Regions from separate parts of the Homo sapiens genome. Here region 2 is linked to region 1. Evidence: chromatin contacts called from ENCODE Hi-C data. All regions are on one chromosome and are shown on one strand. The core of a region is the stretch at or near the end of the contact, and the rest is flanking DNA. Distances in the headings are between cores, read along the strand shown. Region 1 overlaps SLC24A3 (solute carrier family 24 member 3). Region 2 overlaps SLC24A3 (solute carrier family 24 member 3).

Evidence for each region. A loop is a pair of places that touch in the nucleus more often than their neighbours do. Pooled maps may share reads with other maps.
Region 2: a loop to region 1 is called in a pooled map, with 3 times the contacts of the local background. The contact joins two enhancer-like sites. A Hi-C loop is called at or near these places in 2 of 37 single-sample maps with no recorded cell type and 4 of 50 pooled maps.

The regions. Positions count from the first base shown.
Region 1 is chr20:19,345,404-19,350,845 of GRCh38, reverse strand. The region is part of intron 2 of SLC24A3 (solute carrier family 24 member 3); the gene reads right to left. Among named protein-coding and RNA genes, the nearest start is that of SLC24A3-AS1, 64 kb to the right of the region's middle. Within about 2 kb of position 2,690, at least 3 of the 41 ENCODE cell types and tissues checked have a DNase peak (open chromatin) inside an H3K27ac peak, as active enhancers do.
Region 2 is chr20:19,658,605-19,664,046 of GRCh38, reverse strand. All of the region lies in intron 7 of SLC24A3 (solute carrier family 24 member 3), which reads right to left. Among named protein-coding and RNA genes, the nearest start is that of RIN2, 97 kb to the left of the region's middle. Within about 2 kb of position 2,171, at least 4 of the 41 ENCODE cell types and tissues checked have a DNase peak (open chromatin) inside an H3K27ac peak, as active enhancers do.

The DNA.
Region 1 (5,442 bases), core at 1,441-3,940:
TGAGAAACAGCACGGTCTGTACCCAAGACAGACTCACAACCCATGGAACTCAAGAATTTGTCCAAGAACCTCCCTTCTTCTGAAGTAATCATTCAGTCTCCTTCTCCTAACAAAGGACAAATGAAAGGAAAAGAATATCAAGTATCTGCCTACATTGGTCTACCTAATCTAATCATTTCCATTAGATCATAACAGTTTCCTCTCCTATGCTGATACCCATCAATTACCATGGTGCCCTGGAGCTCAAGATTGAGAATGATGCTACAATTGACTATTGATGTCTGGCAGGCGTAGTGGCAAAGAGACAGCAACACATATCTTTTTGTTTAGAATCTTCCAATAGATTCAAAAGCTAAACTGGTAAATGATACCATGTGTATGTGCATTTCAAAAAGAAAATACCTTAATGTTTCCTAAATGCAATAGCACAAAAAGTCATCATAAAAAGAGAGGCAGAAAGAAAAGGAAGGAGAAGAATGAAAAGAAAGAATAGGAGAGTCAGAATTAAGAAAAGTAGGAGCAAACTCAGACAGAAATAAATTTGTAAAAGTAATTTTTCAAGGTAACTTTGATCTCATCTACCAAATTCTATTTTAATAAAGTGCTCTTTTTACCAACTACAGAACAAAATGAAATATCACATAAAAAAGTTATTTCCCATTATTCATATATAAACTCCCTAGCTATGAATTCAGTCCTTATAAATAGCAGAGTGGGTAACTCTCAGTAATCCCTGGCTTAAGGTAGAGCTACTGCAGCCAAGAGCTTCTCTGCACTGTCTTCTCCAGGACTCCTGGAGGCCTCCAACGGTGCCCGTGCTCTCGAGGTTTGCGTCTCACCCTGCTGGGTCCCTGGTTGGACACGCCATTTACAAGGATTAGTCTTGTGACATGAGTGAAACAATAATTTCATCTGAAGCTTAGAAACATATGCCACACAGTGGTAACCTGTGTAGGCAAAACACCAACCAGAGCAAATCAAAGGATGATAAAAACCAAAGCAGCCAGAGAGTTGGAAAGGAAGATTACTTGGGAGTCATTCAATCTGAATTTGGGTTCCTCAGAAGTAGAGCTTAAGACAAAGATACATGTGAGGAGAAAGGGATAGGGAATAAAGGAGCCAACAAAGGAGTCAACAAAGTAATTTATCAAGCCAGTTACTGCTGTGGGCAACTGAAGCTCCATCCTGCTGGGGGCCTCCAGAAAACCACACAGAGCATGCACCTCAGAGCCATCCCATCGAATAGGCAAGGGAACTGGGATATTTACACACTGACTCATCAGTTCTTGGTCAAGGACTTTTCTCAGGGGTCTTCATTCTCCTGGAACTTCTGGTCTGCTTTGAGGGGCAGGTGGTGTGGTCCTCTTAGGGATTGGAGAAGTCTCCCAGAACCCTCAGGCAAAGAGATTCAGGTTCAGGCAATGGGAGGCTCTGATAATACATACTAAGTAGTAACGCCTAAGAGATACGAACTAGGCATGGACAGTGTCTAATACACAACCCAATCCTCCTAGTCTGCAGAAGGGGACACTCAGCTAGTGTGGCTGAATGTTAGTCTAGAGGCACAGAGACAGGAGACTGATGCAAGGAGAGAGGATTGCTTGAGGGAGCGATTCTGTAGTCTCCCAATGTGGAGTCAATGCAAGTATGCTGGCTTGTTCCTATGGAAGTTTAGGAAAGAACTTCTTAGAGAAGAAATTTAGAAATTGTATCTTGGAAAAAGCATCTTACAATTTACCAAGTATGTATTGCTTGGTAATTATGTATTGCTGGGCTAGCCTACACAGAAGAAGGCCTAGAGCACCTGTTCCTAAAGGAACAAGCACTCCAGGAAGAAGCAAGGCTGGGGGATGCAGACAGACAAATTGCATATGAAGCAGGATATGCTGGGTGTCACGTGGAAGGGAAACCTGAAGTATTCAGGTGTTTACCTGAGGGAGAAATTGTCTCTGGTGATATATAAGAAGCAGATACACAATGGAGAAGAGTTTGACCAGGGCAGATGGAGAGTGGATTGTGAAACAGACCTAGCACAGACTGACAAAGCTTACTCAATAAACAGCAAGCAGTCTGTGTGTGCACTCCATGCACTCCTCGGCATATCCTGGAGGATGGAGACTGTAAGGTGACACAGGCGGTCAGGGCCCTGATGAGGCCTTAAGCACCAAGCAGAGGAGTAGCTCTGCCATTTGAGAGGCCAGAGATACAACATGATGTTAGACCTGCTAAAACACAACTCTATTGATCTATCAGGATGTTATTAGGCATTGGGGGCTGGAACTGGGGTGGCAGCAGCACAAATACCAAGGAGGAATGCAAGCAAGAGATAAACAGGGTGGCTAGGGGGAGAGGCCGAATATGCTTTAGATGCTCTGACCAACAGAACTTTCTGTGATGATGGAAATGCCCTATACGTGGACTGTCTGATTCAGCAACAGTTCACTGCCTGTTAACAACCGACAATGGACCTCCAGCTATGACTGTGTTTGCCACATGTGGGAGAATCTATCGGAGGTGCTAAAATGAGAGTACAGAACCTTCCAATCATCTGAGAATTCTCAGTTCTCCTTGAAGAAAGCAAATCATCCTCCTGGGGCCTATCTGAAGTGTGAAACGCCTTTTGCCAGCCCATAAAGAATTGTTCAGAGTGCCACAGTGTGAAACCGAAACCCCACATCAGGGAGCCCTTGGCTTCTAGCAGAACCCGAACAGACATCCTCGGGGAGCAAGGTCAATTGCCACCTTGTTGTGACCTGCTTGGGGAACTGCCTGTCATCGGCTGGCAGCCCAGCCACAGATCACTAGCCAAAAATGGCACAACTGTTGACCGAATCAGAGAGAAACATTCAGGTCAGCACCAGGAAAGGTTTCGAAGCAGGGCGAGGCACAGAGCTCCACATGCCGGGTGTTGTTTAATTGCTTTGACAGACTTCCTCTCTCTTCACCTTCACAACAACCCCATCAAGTAGGTCTCCCTATCCTCACTTTGCAGATGTGAAGTCCGAAGCTTAGTTGTAACTAATTTGAAGTCCCAGTACTTCTCAGAAACGGGCTGGAGGGGACTCAAACACAGAGTGACCAGCCCCTGAACTGTGGCCTTCCACTACACCATGCACAACCTCAAACACAGTATTTTCCATTTCTATAATGTCGCCCTTTTGTCTTTCAAACAGAACTCATTTTTTAACAAGCAAACCATGAATTCTGTTCCAATTTATTTTGTAAGTTAATAATCACAAATACTAATTTTTAAAACTCCAATTTACATAATTTTTTTCTTGTCATTTGTCAATAGACCTTAAAATAAGGTCTTAACAAATTTAGAGTGGTTTTGGGAAAAGCTGAACAGAATGTACAGAGTTCCCAAATGCTCCCCCGATAACCAGTTTCCCCTATTACTAACATCTTGCATTGGTGAGGTACATTTGTAACAACTGATTAACCAATATTGATACATTATTATTAACTGAGGTGCATGGCTAACATTAGGGTCAGCCTTTGATGTTCTACATTTTATGAGTTTTGAAAATATGTAATGTCATGTATCCATCATTACAGTATCATAAGAGAATAGTTTTGCCACCTTAAAAACCCTCTACACTCCACCTAGTTATCCCTCCTTCCTCCCTACCCCTGGAGCCCCAAGCAACTACTTATCTTTCTACTGTCTGTACAGTTTTATCTTTTCCAAAATGTCACATAGTTGGAATCATACAATATATAACCCTTTCAAATTGGCTTCTTTTGCTGAGCAATATGCATTAAAAGTTCCTAAATGTCTTTTTGTGGCTTGATGGCTCATTTCTTCATATCACTGAATAACATTCCATTGTATGTCTGTACCATAGTTTATTTATGTATCTGTTGAAGCACATCTTGGTTGCTTCCAAATTTGGGGCTGTCTATCCTGTTCTATTAGCCTATTTGTTTATTCTTTTACTGTTTGTGTGTTTAAACAGTGATCTTTATATAATTACTCTTCTTTTCTTTTTTTATTACTTTTTATTTCAATAGGTTTTGGGGATCAGGTGGTGTTTGGTTACATGAATAATTTCTTCAGTGGTGATTTCTGAGATTTCTGTGCACCCATCACCCGAGCAGTGTACACCGTATCCAATGTGTAGTCTTTTATCCCTCGACAACTCCCACCCTTTCCCCTGAGTTCCCAAAGTCCAATGTATCATTCTTATGCCTTTGCATCCTCATAGCTTAGCTCCCACATATGAGTGAGAACATATGATGTTTGCTTTTCCATTCCTGAGTTACTTCACTTTGAATAATAGTCTCTAATTCCACACAGGTTGCAGCTAATACCATTATGCCATTATTCATTCCTTTTCATTATGCCATTATTTCATTCCTTTTTATGGCTGAGTAGTATTCCATGGTATATGGTGTGTGTATATATACACCATATATACACACACCATATATATACCATATATATACACCATATATATACCATATATATACACCACATATATATACACCATATATATACCATATATATATACACCATATATATATACCATATATATATATACACCATATATATATACCATATATATATACACCATATATATATACCATATATATATACACCATATATATATACCATATATACATATACACCATATATATATACCATATATATATATACACCATATATATATACCATATATATACACCATATATATATACACACACCATATATATATATACACACACACACACACCATATATATATATATATATATATATATATATATATATATATATATAGTTTTCTTTATTCATTGATTGATGGGCATTTGGGCTGGGTGCATATTTTTGCAATTGCAAATTGTGCTGCTATAAACATGCATGTACAACTATCTTTTTTGTATAATGACTTCCTCTGGGTAGATACCTAGTAGTGGGATTGCTGGATCAAACGATAAATCTACTTTTAGTCCTTTAAGGAATCTCCACACTGTTTTCCATAGTGGTGGTACTATTTTACCTTCCCACCAACCGTGTAAAAGTGTTCCCTTTTCACTACATCCACGCCAACGTCTACTCTTTTTTTATTCTTGATTATGGTCATTCCTGCAGGAGTGAGGTGGTATTGCATTGTGGTTTTGATTTGCATTTCCCTGATAATTAGTGATGTTGAGCATTTTTCCAAATGCTTGTTGGCCATTTGTATATCTTCTTTTGAGAAATGTCTATTTATGTCCTTAGCCCACTTTTTGATGGGATTGTTTGTTTTTTTCTTGCTCATTTGTTGGAGTTCTTTGTAGATTCTGGATATTAGTCCTTCTTTTACCAATACCACATTGTCTTGATTACCGTAGCTTTACAGTGAGTGTTGAAGTCTCATAGTGTCAGTCCTCTGATTTTGTTCTTCTTCAGTATTGTTTTGGTTATTCTGGGCCTTTTGCCTTTCAATATAAACTTTAG
Region 2 (5,442 bases), core at 922-3,421, 310 kb before region 1:
ATCAGGGAAGGCAGGCAATAACATAGAATATGAAAGCAGCTTTTAGAAAGCCCTTATTCTGAGTGATCCTCCCCATAGGTGGGGCACAGATTCTGCAAAGGAAAAGCTTGGAGATCGCTCACCCTGGAAGAAAGTACTCTTCCTGTCTGCTAGCAGTCAGCCCTGAGATTCATAGGACTTTAGCTACTGATCATTTCAATGATCATAGCAAAGAAAAAATGAGATTGGGCTTAATTTTAGGAGGGACCCCAAACAGGAGCACAATAATCAGAGAAACAGTGGGCAAATCCGGGTGAGATTGGACAAAATATGCAATTAGGTCCAGAGCTTCATGACCCTGGAGTCAAGAGGATGGTTGTGGCTTGGGGAGCTGTGGTTGGGGATATGGTTCAGGGAGGCAGACAGGGAAAGAGAAATGCAGGTGATCTCACTACAAGTACTAACTAATGGAGGAGATCCGGAAACATGCAAATAACTGATATAGTTTCCCCTTTGATCTCTGCCTTGTGTGAAGATGCCCCATCACTCAGAATGCATAAGGGTAGATGAAGAGGAGGAGGATGAGAAGGCGGAGGAGGAGGAGGAGGAGGAAGTGGAGGAGGATGAGAAGGCGGAGGAGGAGGAGGAGGAGGAGGAGGTGGAGGAGGAGGCCTCCACAAAGTCAGGGCTTCTCTACCCTGTGGCTGATGGCAAATATCATTCGGGTTTATCCTTCTCCTTTGAGAGGACTGTGTGGAGGAATGAGAGGACTCAGAAAAGAACAATGAAATGAACAAAAGGGACTAGAAATCAGGACTCTGAGAAAATCTAAATTGGCTTGGCACAGTGGCTCATGCCTGCAATCCTAGCACCTTGGGAGATCAAGGTGGGAGAATCACTTGAGCCATGAGTTTGAGGCTGCAGTGAGCTATGATCTGGCCACTGCATTCCAGCCTTGGGGAGACAGCAAGACCCTGTCTCTAAAAAAACTCTAAACAGAAGCAGGGCTTCCTCATCATGAGAAAGAAGGTGGAGATGAGCTATCAACTGCCTGTGAACATTCAGTGCTGTTATTTGGAGAACAAGCAGCTGGTCATCGCCTCTTCCGAAGACTGGAAATTAGGACTGGCGCTGTTTGCAGAACGTTCCATCGGGAGGGTACCTTGCTGGACCATCTTGATGGAGCATTTGAATCGCTCCCTCAGAAAACTCTACAAACGGCAAGGATGAGGTTCCTTTCACTTGAGTTTGCTGAAGGTTAGGAAATGAATTTGTTATTCCTTAAAGATTTCATGTTATTCAATACATTTAAGACACGTGTTGCGTATCCCTCTGTAGTTTATGCTCTACTAGCTGAGAGTAAAAGAAATCAAAGCAACATCCCCCATCCCTTAGATAAGTATTACTAGTGTAGAAGAAAACTTGAAATCATTTCTTTCTAGACTAGAACAAGTTGCACCCGCAGTTCCTGCAAATGACCACTAAGTGGTGCTCACGTTCCAGTCCTCCCTCCATGTCCAGCCTGCCAAGGTAGTGAAGTTGAAATGAAGTCAGTTCAAGTCCATTTTCGCAGTTCTATTAAATCTCCTGGAAGGAAGGGAATCACCTCAAGGCAGGCAGCCTACTGAAGGCGGCTTTAGCCGCTGCTGTCTTGAGGCAAGGTGGTGTTCCAGGGGCAGGTCCTGCCTGGTGCTCTGTCCTGGGGTCAACACTCTGTCCTCAACGATGAGTTGCACTTGACGGACCTCCTGTTGTGGGCTTTGGAACTGACTCAGCTTCTTCCCCATCAGATTTGTGAAAGCAACCCTTGGGTAAGCGTTCTTCTCTCTGTGCCCTGTTGGTTCTGTTTGGGGGCCAGGCTCTGCGATAGCCCAGAGACCACCAAGGGTGATACTGATAGCTGGATCTCAGATCTGCTGAGCACCAGCTGGTCAGGGGGCCTCTGCCCTCTGACCCACATGTGGTTCATCCAAAGATACCCTTGGCTTCGCCCTGAGGTTTCCACGTGTTCTGCTGCTGAGCTAAATGTTCAACAGGAATGAATTTGAAAAAAGCACTCATTTCCTCCAGGCTTCAGAGAAACGGCTGGGTACCATGGAAACCGGCTTTTCATTCCTGGTGTCTGCTCCAGAATTCTTCCAAGCAAGACGGGCTTACATCAGGCCGGCGAATCCCTGGATATCAGAACAACCCAGAGAGCTGCCAAGGGAATGGAGTGCTCAACATGGAGGAGCAGGGGAGGAAGAGCCAGGAGCCCCTAGTATACGCGGGAGAGAAGAGGCTGGCTGAGCTGGGAGGCAGGTGGCTGTCTCAACATCGCCATGTCAGCCCCTGGGTTTGCTTACTGTAAATTGTCACCATGAAGCAGGAGAGGCTGCATTGCTGAAGCTAAGACTTCATAGCATGTATTGTAATCACTGGCACCATGAGAATTTTAAGCAGTGAAAATAATGGGAGAAAATCAACATCATCGTTTTCTTTCAAGAGACTGAAACCTGAAACTCTTTCCTTCCTTGCTGCAAAGAAAACAGCCCCCCGTAGACTTTTCCCACTCAATATCACGGGAACTCCCTTGAGTGGGTGTAGTTCTCACTTCTTCAGCTCTTGGGTGGGGGTGCAGACGGCTTAGCTAAGGCCATGGTGATTTCATCTGAGGAGAGGGATCCAGTGGAATACACTGGGAAGCTGGCTGTTAGGCACCAGTATCACTTATATTTCAAAGTTAAGCAGAAATTCCTACTTCAGGATGTCTTATAGGCTTGATTGATGAAGGTTGTGGTTGCAGAAGGGCAGGGAAAAAATGACCTACGGGCAGGGCTTTAGCCGAGCTGATCATGTTGTATAAATATATGAAGGCAGGCTACAGGAAAGAAAAAAGGGCAAGTACTGAGGATATAGGAGATGGGGGTTGTTAAACTGAAAGGACTATGTTTGCTGGGCAGGGAAAACCAAAATCAAGCACATAGCTACAGTTTCCACGTTGTTTTCCTTGTTAGAGATGAAAGGCTCCTCTCTGGGGTCTCCAGGCCAGCGGATGCACTTCCCTGTCCAAGCAGCAAATGAGAGTGTAACCGGCCTCCTAGTTTACCCAGTGTCATTAAAGCAGGACTTTCCTTCCTCCTGTTGACAGCAGGGATTACAAAACAGGCGACCTTTGTAAGACCATAGTCGATTTGTTTAAGGATCTTAAAATTCTGTCAAAGTCATTCTCGGTGAGGATCTTCTTGCTACCATAGTTATTCCGACTTTGCCAGAAAGAGAGCTGAAATGTAATGAGGGCAAAATGAGCTGAAAGACCTGAGGGCTGAAATGTAATGAGGGCACAACGAGCTGAAGGACCTCAAGTTTTCCAGTATGAGAATGTCTTAAAGAACTGAAAGTAGATCTACCCTTCAATCCAGCAATCCCACTACTGGGTATCTACCCCGAAGAAAAGAAATCATTCTATCAAAAAGACACCTGCGTGAGTATGTTTATCACAGCACAATTCACAGTTGCAAAGATATGAAACTAACCTGAGTATTCATCAGCTAACGAGTGGATAAGGAAAATATGGTTTATATACACCATGGAATACTACTGAGCCACGAAAAGAAACGAAACAATATCTTTTGCAGCAACTTGGATGGACCTGGAGGCCATTATTCTAAGTGAAGTAACCCAGGAATGGAAAATCAAATACCGTATGTTCTCACTTATAAGTGGGAGCTAAGCTATGTGTATGCAAAGGCATACAGCGTGGTGGCATGGACTTTGGAGACTTAGAAGGTGGGGGGGTGGGAGGAGGGGCAAGGGATACAAAAACTACATATTGGGTATAATGTACACTACTCCGGTGAAGGGAATGCTAAAATTTCAGACTTCACCACTATATAATTCATCCATGTAACCAAAAACCACACGTACCTCAAAAGCCATTGAAATAAAAAAATAAGAACCCCAAGTTTCTAAATTGGAGAGAGAAGAGGTTAATTCCCATGAAAAATGGGTGCAGGAGGGGAGGGTGATGGGTCAGAGGGGCAGGGCCTTGGAGGTCAGCCAGCTGCCGGTGATGGACAGACTTCCACATGACCTCTGAGATTTCTTCTCTATCACAGAAAGGGCAAGATACAATCATTTCCAGATTATTTCAGATTAGTTATTTTAATGAAAAAATTCTAGCAGGGGGTGGCTGGAGCTGTTCCCTTCTGCCTAAAAACTAGACCACAAAGTAAGTGAAGGTAACCCTCGTCTCTAACAGGGGGAGTGGGCGGTGGGGTAGGATGATTTTAAAGACTGTAAGAGGAGGATTTTATTGGAGGGAAAGTCCAAATTCTATATTGGGGCAGTAGAGCTGCACCATGTCAGACACCTGCTCTGGCAAACTCGAGGTATTACCGGTCCCTGACCTTGGGTGAATCATTTAACCACCAGAGCCCTGGTGATGCCATCTCTAACGTGGGACTCACAAAATAGCTTGCTTGCATAGTCACGAGTATTAAACTAAAAAGTAATTATCAGTAGACCCAACACAGTCCCCTGCTGAGGATCAAGTCCATGCTTGTTAAAAATTAAAATTAATAAGATAAGAAGTGTAGTTCCTTGGTCCCACTAGTTGCCTGTCAGTAGCCACGTGTGACTAGTGGCTACCACATTGGACAGCACAAGATTGTAGGCCATTTCTATCACCATGTAAATTCTGCTAGAAGTGCTGGGCACCTGTGGCAGGTGAATCAGCTGAACTCTCTCATATCCCCCTGGGTTCCATTCACTCGGTGCCATGACAATGAATGTCCCAGGGAAGGAAGGAGACGTGTTGGTGTAAAGGAACCTCGCTGCTGTGCCAGTGTTCAGGTTGCCCTGAAGACCCCCAAACTGCTGCCAAGGGCTCACCTGACCCATCAGCAGACAGACAGCACTTGTGAATTTGGAGTTTCAAGCTGGCCCACGTTACCTGGGACCTGTCCCATAGGCCTATCTGCTTCCCCTGAGGGCTGCCCTCCTCTCCATGTTCACAGTCCCCGTCCTCCAGCAGAGACGAAAGGTAAAAATAAAGTATTTCTTTTAGAGCAGCTGCTAGACTGCCTATGTAATGAATCATTTGCATTTATGTAAATTACCTCATTATGTAAATTACAGTAACATTTCAATACAAAAAACTGTCCGTCTGCTGGAATTTGGAGAAAAGACAGGACTGGGAGGCCGGAGATACCCAGAGTTGAAGTGCTCACTGGGGGCAGAGGAGAAGCAGCGAAGAATCTGCAATAATTTGCACCTGGCTGTTGGGTGAATGGGCACAAGGAAGGGCTCTAAAGAACCTAGAACTCTTTCAGGATTTAAAAGGTGATGTCTGTCTTGCAAAAAGAGACTGAAGGCATTGGGGGAGCCTTCTCAACGCTTTCAGAGCCCCTGTCCAGCCTCTCCACCGCTGGCCAGATGTTTCAAAGTACGGAATGTCACCAGGGCTAAGAGAAAGTTGACTGG